Regions from separate parts of the Homo sapiens genome. Here region 2 is linked to region 1. Evidence: chromatin contacts called from ENCODE Hi-C data. All regions are on one chromosome and are shown on one strand. The core of a region is the stretch at or near the end of the contact, and the rest is flanking DNA. Distances in the headings are between cores, read along the strand shown. Region 1 holds the start of LDHC (lactate dehydrogenase C). Region 2 holds the start of TMEM86A (transmembrane protein 86A).

The links. A loop is a pair of places that touch in the nucleus more often than their neighbours do. Pooled maps may share reads with other maps.
Region 2: a loop to region 1 is called in a pooled map, with 2.1 times the contacts of the local background. The contact joins the promoter of TMEM86A here to the promoter of LDHC in region 1. A Hi-C loop is called at or near these places in 1 of 50 pooled maps.

Annotation. Positions count from the first base shown.
Region 1 is chr11:18,410,826-18,414,122 of GRCh38, forward strand. LDHC (lactate dehydrogenase C) reads left to right here and starts at 1,493. Exons shown (of 8, transcript NM_017448.5): 1 at 1,493-1,583; 2 at 1,884-2,018. The coding sequence starts at 1,893.
Region 2 is chr11:18,697,303-18,700,599 of GRCh38, forward strand. TMEM86A (transmembrane protein 86A) reads left to right here and starts at 1,477. Exons shown (of 3, transcript NM_153347.3): 1 at 1,477-1,605. The coding sequence starts at 1,585. RefSeq lists an enhancer at 1,184-1,685 and a silencer at 1,279-1,588.

The sequences.
Region 1 (3,297 bases), core at 243-2,742:
CTTGAGAAGGGCTGGGGAAAGAGCTTTCTTGGTTTAAAGAACAGCAAAAAGTCCTGATCCAAAAAAGCTGTCCAAAGCCTAGTTGGAAGGAAGTGTATTGAGTGTCCTGAGATGATATGGGAAGTGGGGGTAGGAGGCCAAATCTTGAAGATCTAGGTTGTGGTAAAAGTGGGTTACTCTACCTGTAATGGAAAGCCACGGAAGAGTTTAAAGCAGGGTTATTGCATAATCTGAACCATATTGAAAACAAATACTGACTGGGTGCGGTGGTTCACGCCTGTAATCCCAGCACTTTGGGAGGCCGAGGTGGGTGGATCACTTGAGGTCAAGAGTTCGAGACCAGCCTGGCCAGCAAGGTGAAATACAAAAAAATACAAAAAAATTTGCCCGGCGGCTGGGCACGGTGGCTCAGCACGGTGGCTCACGCCTGTAATCCCAACACTTTGGGAGGGCGGATCACTAGGTCAGGAGTTGGAGACCATTCTGACCAACATGGTGAAACCCCATCTCTACTAAAAATACAAAAATTAGCCGGGCGTGGTGGCGCACGCCTGTAGTCCCAGTTACTTGGGAGGCTGAGGCAGGAGAATTGCTTGAACCCAGGCGGCGGAGGTTGCAGTGAACTGAGATTGTGCCACTGCACTCCAGCCTGGGCGACAGAGTGAGACTCTGTCTCAAAAACAACAACAATAACAACACTACAGGCTATTATAAGAAAAATAAATTATATTTTGGATTTTGAAAAAGGTTCAAATGCAAATACTCTACAAAAGATGGAGTAGGTTGTGTCCCCTTCTGTGAGATATATATCTCTCTCACAAAAAAAAAAATATATATGTAAATTTTTTTTGAGATGGAGTTTCTCTCTTGTTGCCCAGTCTGGAGTGCAGTGGCGCGATCTTGGCTCACTGCAACCTCCGCCTCCTGGGTTCAAGCGATTCTCCTGCCTCAGCCTCCCAAGTAGCTGGGACTACAGGCATGCACCACCATGCCCGACTAATTTTATATTTTTAGTAGAGACGGGGTTTCGCCATGTTGGCCAGGCTGTTCTCAAACTCCTGACCTCAGGTGATCCACCTGCCTCGGACTCCCAAAGTGCTGGGATTACAGGTGTGAGCCACCGCGTCCGGCCATGAGTTATAAATATTAACAATTTCTTGCTGTAAATTGAAAGCATCCTTCGCGTCTTTGCGTTTCATTACCACCCTCTGTTCTCTCAAGAGAAATTCTAACTTTATTTCAGCACTCAGTCCTGAAGTTACAGAAGTTAATAATTTTTTAAAATCCTGCAAACAATGCATGGATATCCCCGTCTTGCACACTCTTTGGGCCAGTCTAGAATTCTTCCCATCAGCATTTCGGTGATCTGGACCGCCGCCACCCACACTGCGCTCCAGGGCAGAAAAGACGCCCCATGCCCGCGCCTGGGCCGGCGGGGGGCGGAGCTTGCGTGCTGACGCATAAGAGCCGAGCGGGGGAACGTGCGTGTCTCGAGTCGCACGGAGGGCAACCGTCGACGGGCTTAGCGCCTCAACTGTCGTTGGTGTATTTTTCTGGTGTCACTTCTGTGCCTTCCTTCAAAGGTGGTGCTTTGTCCCTGTGGGTCATCTGTACTGATTGCGCCAAGCAAAGCATTTGTGAGCGTGTGGTGCTGGGGTGAAAGTGGTGGCTGGGGGCAGGGAGAAATCCAAAAGCCCGCTGGTGCCCCAGCCCTCCCATTGCCTGGTAGACTGGGCCTTGCTTTACCCTCCCCGCATCCTTTGACCAGGAAATTCTTTCTTTGGCTTCCCCCCATCCCCGGCTCCAACATTCTGCAAACTGAAGAGGTAGTTTCTTAGATGTTCAGTGTGGTTAATCCAATGAAATTGCATTATCCCTATCAGGTTCTCCAAATGTCAACTGTCAAGGAGCAGCTAATTGAGAAGCTAATTGAGGATGATGAAAACTCCCAGTGTAAAATTACTATTGTTGGAACTGGTGCCGTAGGCATGGCTTGTGCTATTAGTATCTTACTGAAGGTGAGTGAGAAGCCCATCCTGTGGCTGAAAATCAAGTGAGCACTTCAGAGTGTTGTATATGTCGATGTATTCAGGGTTGCAAGGTTAATCCCTTGAAAGCAATTATGTATCCTTTGACCTTTCCTCCCTCCCTCCCTCCCTCCCTTCCTTCCTTCCTTCCTTCCTTTTTCTTTCTCTCTTTCTTTTCCTTTTTTTTTAAACTTCTTCTTTCTTTTCCTTTCTTTTTTTTTCTGACTTTCCTTTTCTTTTTCTTTTTTTGAGACAGGATTTGTCTGTTACCCAGGTTGGAGTGCAGTGGCGCGATCTTGGCCCACTGCAACCTCCACCTCCCGGGATCAAGCGATTCTCCTGCCTCAGCCTCTTGAATAACTGGGGCCACAGGCATGCACCACCAGGCCTGGCTAATTTTTTATATTTTTAGTAGAGATGGGGTTTCTCCATGTTGGCCAGGCTGGTTTCGAACTCCTGACCTCAAGTGATCCGCCTGCCTCGGCCTCCCAGAGTACTGGGATTACAGGCATGAGCCACCACACCTGGCTGCCAATAGGTATTGTTTTTAACCCTTGTGCCCTCCTCCCTCTCTGCTTTTGGAGTCCCCAGTGTTTATTGTTCTCTCTTTTTTTTTTTTTTTTTTTTTTGAGACGGAGTCTCGCTCTGTTGCCAGGCTGGAGTGCAGCGGCAGGATCTCGGCTCCCGGCAACCTTTGCCTCCCGGGTTCAAGCAGTTCTCCTGCCTCAGCCTCCTGAGTAGCTGGGACTACAGGCATGTGCCACCACGCCCAGCTAATTTTTATATTTTTAGTAGAGACGGGGTTTCATCATGTTGGCCAGGATGGCCTTGATTTCTTGACCTCGTGATCCGCCTGCCTCAGCCTCCCAAAGTGCTGGGATTACAGGCATGAGCCACCACGCCTGGCCTTAAGTAGGGACTTTTACTTCTTTCCCTTACTGTTCGCTTTTGGAATCTGGCTATTGAAATCTGAATGAATACACTCCTTGTATATAGTTCCGTACTCTGTCACATGTGACAAAAACCCAGTTTAAATTAGGGTAAGCAGAAAAAGACGAAATATTGTTCATGTAACTGGAAATAGGGCAAAACTGCTTCAGGTACTACCGGATTCTGAAGTTCACACATATCAAGACATAGTCTTTGTATATCTTGGTTTAGATTTTCTCTGTTGGCTTAATTCGTAGAGCCTTTCTATGTGGTGGTAAAGATGGCTGTACAGTTTGTTCTTAGATTCTTGTTTTTTCTCCAACTCTACAGTCCTTACTAA
Region 2 (3,297 bases), core at 227-2,726, 290 kb after region 1:
ACTGGACTCTGAATCTCTGGTTGCCAATTCTGTCACCAGAAGAGGACTATCACCCCTCTGAATGGGTGTTGGGACTTTAGGGAAAACTGGGTAGGATCCAGAAGGAAAAGGAAGAGACCCATTGTGGGAGGGGCTTACAGGAGACTTCAGCCTGTCGGTCTCTGCCCAAACAGCACAAGGCTCAGGACCAGCACAAGGGCCTGTGTCACCATGCCAGGATGTTTGAAACTCCTTTTTGGCTGCTAATTAGGGCTGGTCACCCCTTTCCCATCAATTCCCAAAGCCTGACACACAGCTACTGCCCTTCTACAGTAGCTTACAGACTACTTGCCCATCCTTTGAGATACAGCTGAAATCTCCATCTCCAGGATTGCTAGACTTAAATTTCCTAAAACCAGCAGCCCTTCCTCTTCCCCAACCTACACATGTCAGAGTTGGGTGGAACCTTAGAACTCACCCGCTCATCTTCTAAGTGAGGAAATCAAGACCAGAGAGGGGAAGTGATTCACCCAATCTAACAGCATGGAAGTGGCAAAACTGGGACTAGATTTCAGTCCATCTGGCCACCTACCTCTCCATGTAATTCCAATGATTCTGAACATGCACCGCTCTGAATGAGCTTGTGTTCCTTTAGTCTACGTAAAATCAACATTAAATCCACTTGGGACGTATTTTTGGCAAAGTTAGCTCACGCTTCTTTGGGTCTGCCTGTCTGTCATTCTTGGGGTGCTCTTGTATGTGTGGCAGTGGTCTCTGAGTTGTAAGAGGTGTGTGCCTACGGCCAATTATCTGTGTTTGTTTCTATATTAGGGTCATGGGTCTACGAGCTGCTGTAGAGTCCCTGTATATGTCTCTTTTCTTACATGGAGCATATATGTCAATTTGTGGTTGTTGGTTTTGGATCTGTGTACTTGTTGAGTGCTTAAGGGTAATTATGATTCTGTATGTGTGATGTATATGCTACGATTATGGGTCCATGGCTGCTGCATACCTATATACGTGCCGCTTTTCAAGTCGAAGGTTGTGTGTTTGCTGATGATTTGGATGTGTGTTTGTACACAGTGAAGGTTGTGAGTCCAATTGCAATCGTATCGGCGTGGACTGCATGTTTAAAGGCTTAAGGGAATCTGTCTTTGCCTTTTGCTCCCGGGTTATGAGAAAATGTATGTGGCTGTGCGTCCAGGACAGCAATGTGTTTGTCTCTCAGCCAAGCTCAGTCCTCACCCAGGCACCGGGGTCACGGTCACGTTCACGTTCCGTGGACGCCTTGGCACGGCCTCCCAAGGGGGCGGGGCCTGGGGGGTATCCGCCTTCTGACCCCTGGGAGATGCCTCCTTTCTCCGAGCAGCAGCCGGGGGCCTGGCCGGCGCCGCCAGCCGGGCCCCGCCCCCCCGGCTCCCGCCCGCTCATTGGCCCTGGCAGCGGTGACGTCACGGGGCTAGCTGACAGAACCCCGGCGCCGGGCGCTCGGGAGGTATTGTCCGTCCCTCCGGGCTTTGTAGAATCGTCGCCGGCTTACCTGGCCGTGGGCGCGTCCTGGCCGCTGCAGCCCGGAGCAGGGTGCCAGCCGCCGCCGCCGCCGCCATGGTGTCCCCGGTCACTGTGGTGAGTGAGCGAGCGAGCGAGCCAGTGCCCGGCGCGGCTGGAGCCCACCGGCCTGGCCACCGGACTTCGGCAGGCCGAGCTGCCGAAGGGGCCGAGGCGGGGCGGGGGTCCCGTGGCGGCCGGAGTCCCGCGGCGGGAGGCGGGCGCTGTCACCGCCCCCCGCTCCTCAGACTCGCGGCGCCCCTCCTCGCGCGCCCCCAGCCCGCCCGCGGAGGGAGGAAAACACTGGCCACGTGACTCGGAAGCGTGACTTTGTTGATCTCCATGTATTTGGCGCGGGTCGGCGGGGTCGCGGCCCGGGAGAGGGAGGGGACCGCTGCCGGCCGCAGAGTTCCGCGTAGGCGGACCACAGGGAGGCGTGGGGGCGGGGGATGCTGGGAGGATAACAGGGACCTCCTGGGAATGCCGTCCCAAGTTTGTTTCCTAACCTTCCTCATTTTGTAAACAAGTTGGCGGACGCCCCTGAGTCTAAGAAGCGCTGATAACGCGCTGGGGGAAAAGGGGGCATTCTCTATGACATCCCCTGCTTTTCAGACTTTCTCAACTTGAACCTTTTGTTTCGTCTCCCCATCCTCCTTATTCTACTACTGGGTTCCCTATAACTGTCAGGGTCTCTCCAGCTACTGCCAGTATCTCCTTCTAGAAAATATGGGGCTGGGAGAGGCCATGGAGCGGAGGTTAATGCTCCCAGGGGCTGGCAGGTGGTTGCTGGGCATTGTGGGCCTGGGCATCCCCTCCAGCCGCCTCCTCTGACCATGCCCCTACCCTGACCAGCCTTAATTTCCATGGGAAGTGGAAGTCATCTCTTCTCACTGCTCTTACCTCTGGCAGAACAAGGAAAGGCTTGGACCCTGGAACCACCCATCCGCCTCTTCCCAATCCTCCTCATCACAGTCTGATCAGTCCTTAGGTACCTGGTCGTCTGGACTCTGAGTGTTTCCCAAGTCCTGTGCTGGGCAGCTCACCTAGCCAGAGACACAATCGCTTTGGGCAGAGTGTGGGTGTACAGGGAACTCCAGCTGCTCCATATCACCCTCAATGGATCTGTTAGCAGCCCAAGGAAAGGAGTTTCAAGGATCACAGATTCAGAACATCGCTGCAGCCCCCTCCCCCAGCTTGGACTCTGCCTGCAGTGGCCTTGGGTACAACCTTTCTTTAGCTGCCCTCTGCTAATCCGGCTGAGACCAAGTCAGCTGCTCTAACTTCCCCCTCTCAGTTCCCCATCTCCCAGCCTGTCTGCTGGCTCCAGATCAGAAGCTGGGAATAGAACCTCTCCCCCCTTTCCTGCCTCTTTCTGGTGTGGCTTGAGTTGCTCTTGTTCTCTGGGAAATGAGGCTGACTGACACACACCCTCCCTTCCCCCAATCCTTGAAATCTTTGGTGTTTGAAGGACAATTTTCTTGCTCCCAACTCATGGGTCCATTTATCTAGCCAGCATCCCTAGCATAGCCCTCCTTGCCCTTGATGCCACCTTCAGGCTGGGGCAGGTGGAGTGGAGGCTGAGGAACAGACTGGTTGAGGAGGAGAGAGGCTGTGGTGGCTGAGGTGATTGCCATTGCCTGCTTTCCCACATTCCTGGCACACACCTGGTGTTGCCAGGGCCCTAAGGCTGCACCCTGGCCCCATGCTGAGGATCACGAGTTGGCCAGTCAGGGTGTCTCTGTGGTTTCCCACTGACTTCACTCCATTCCA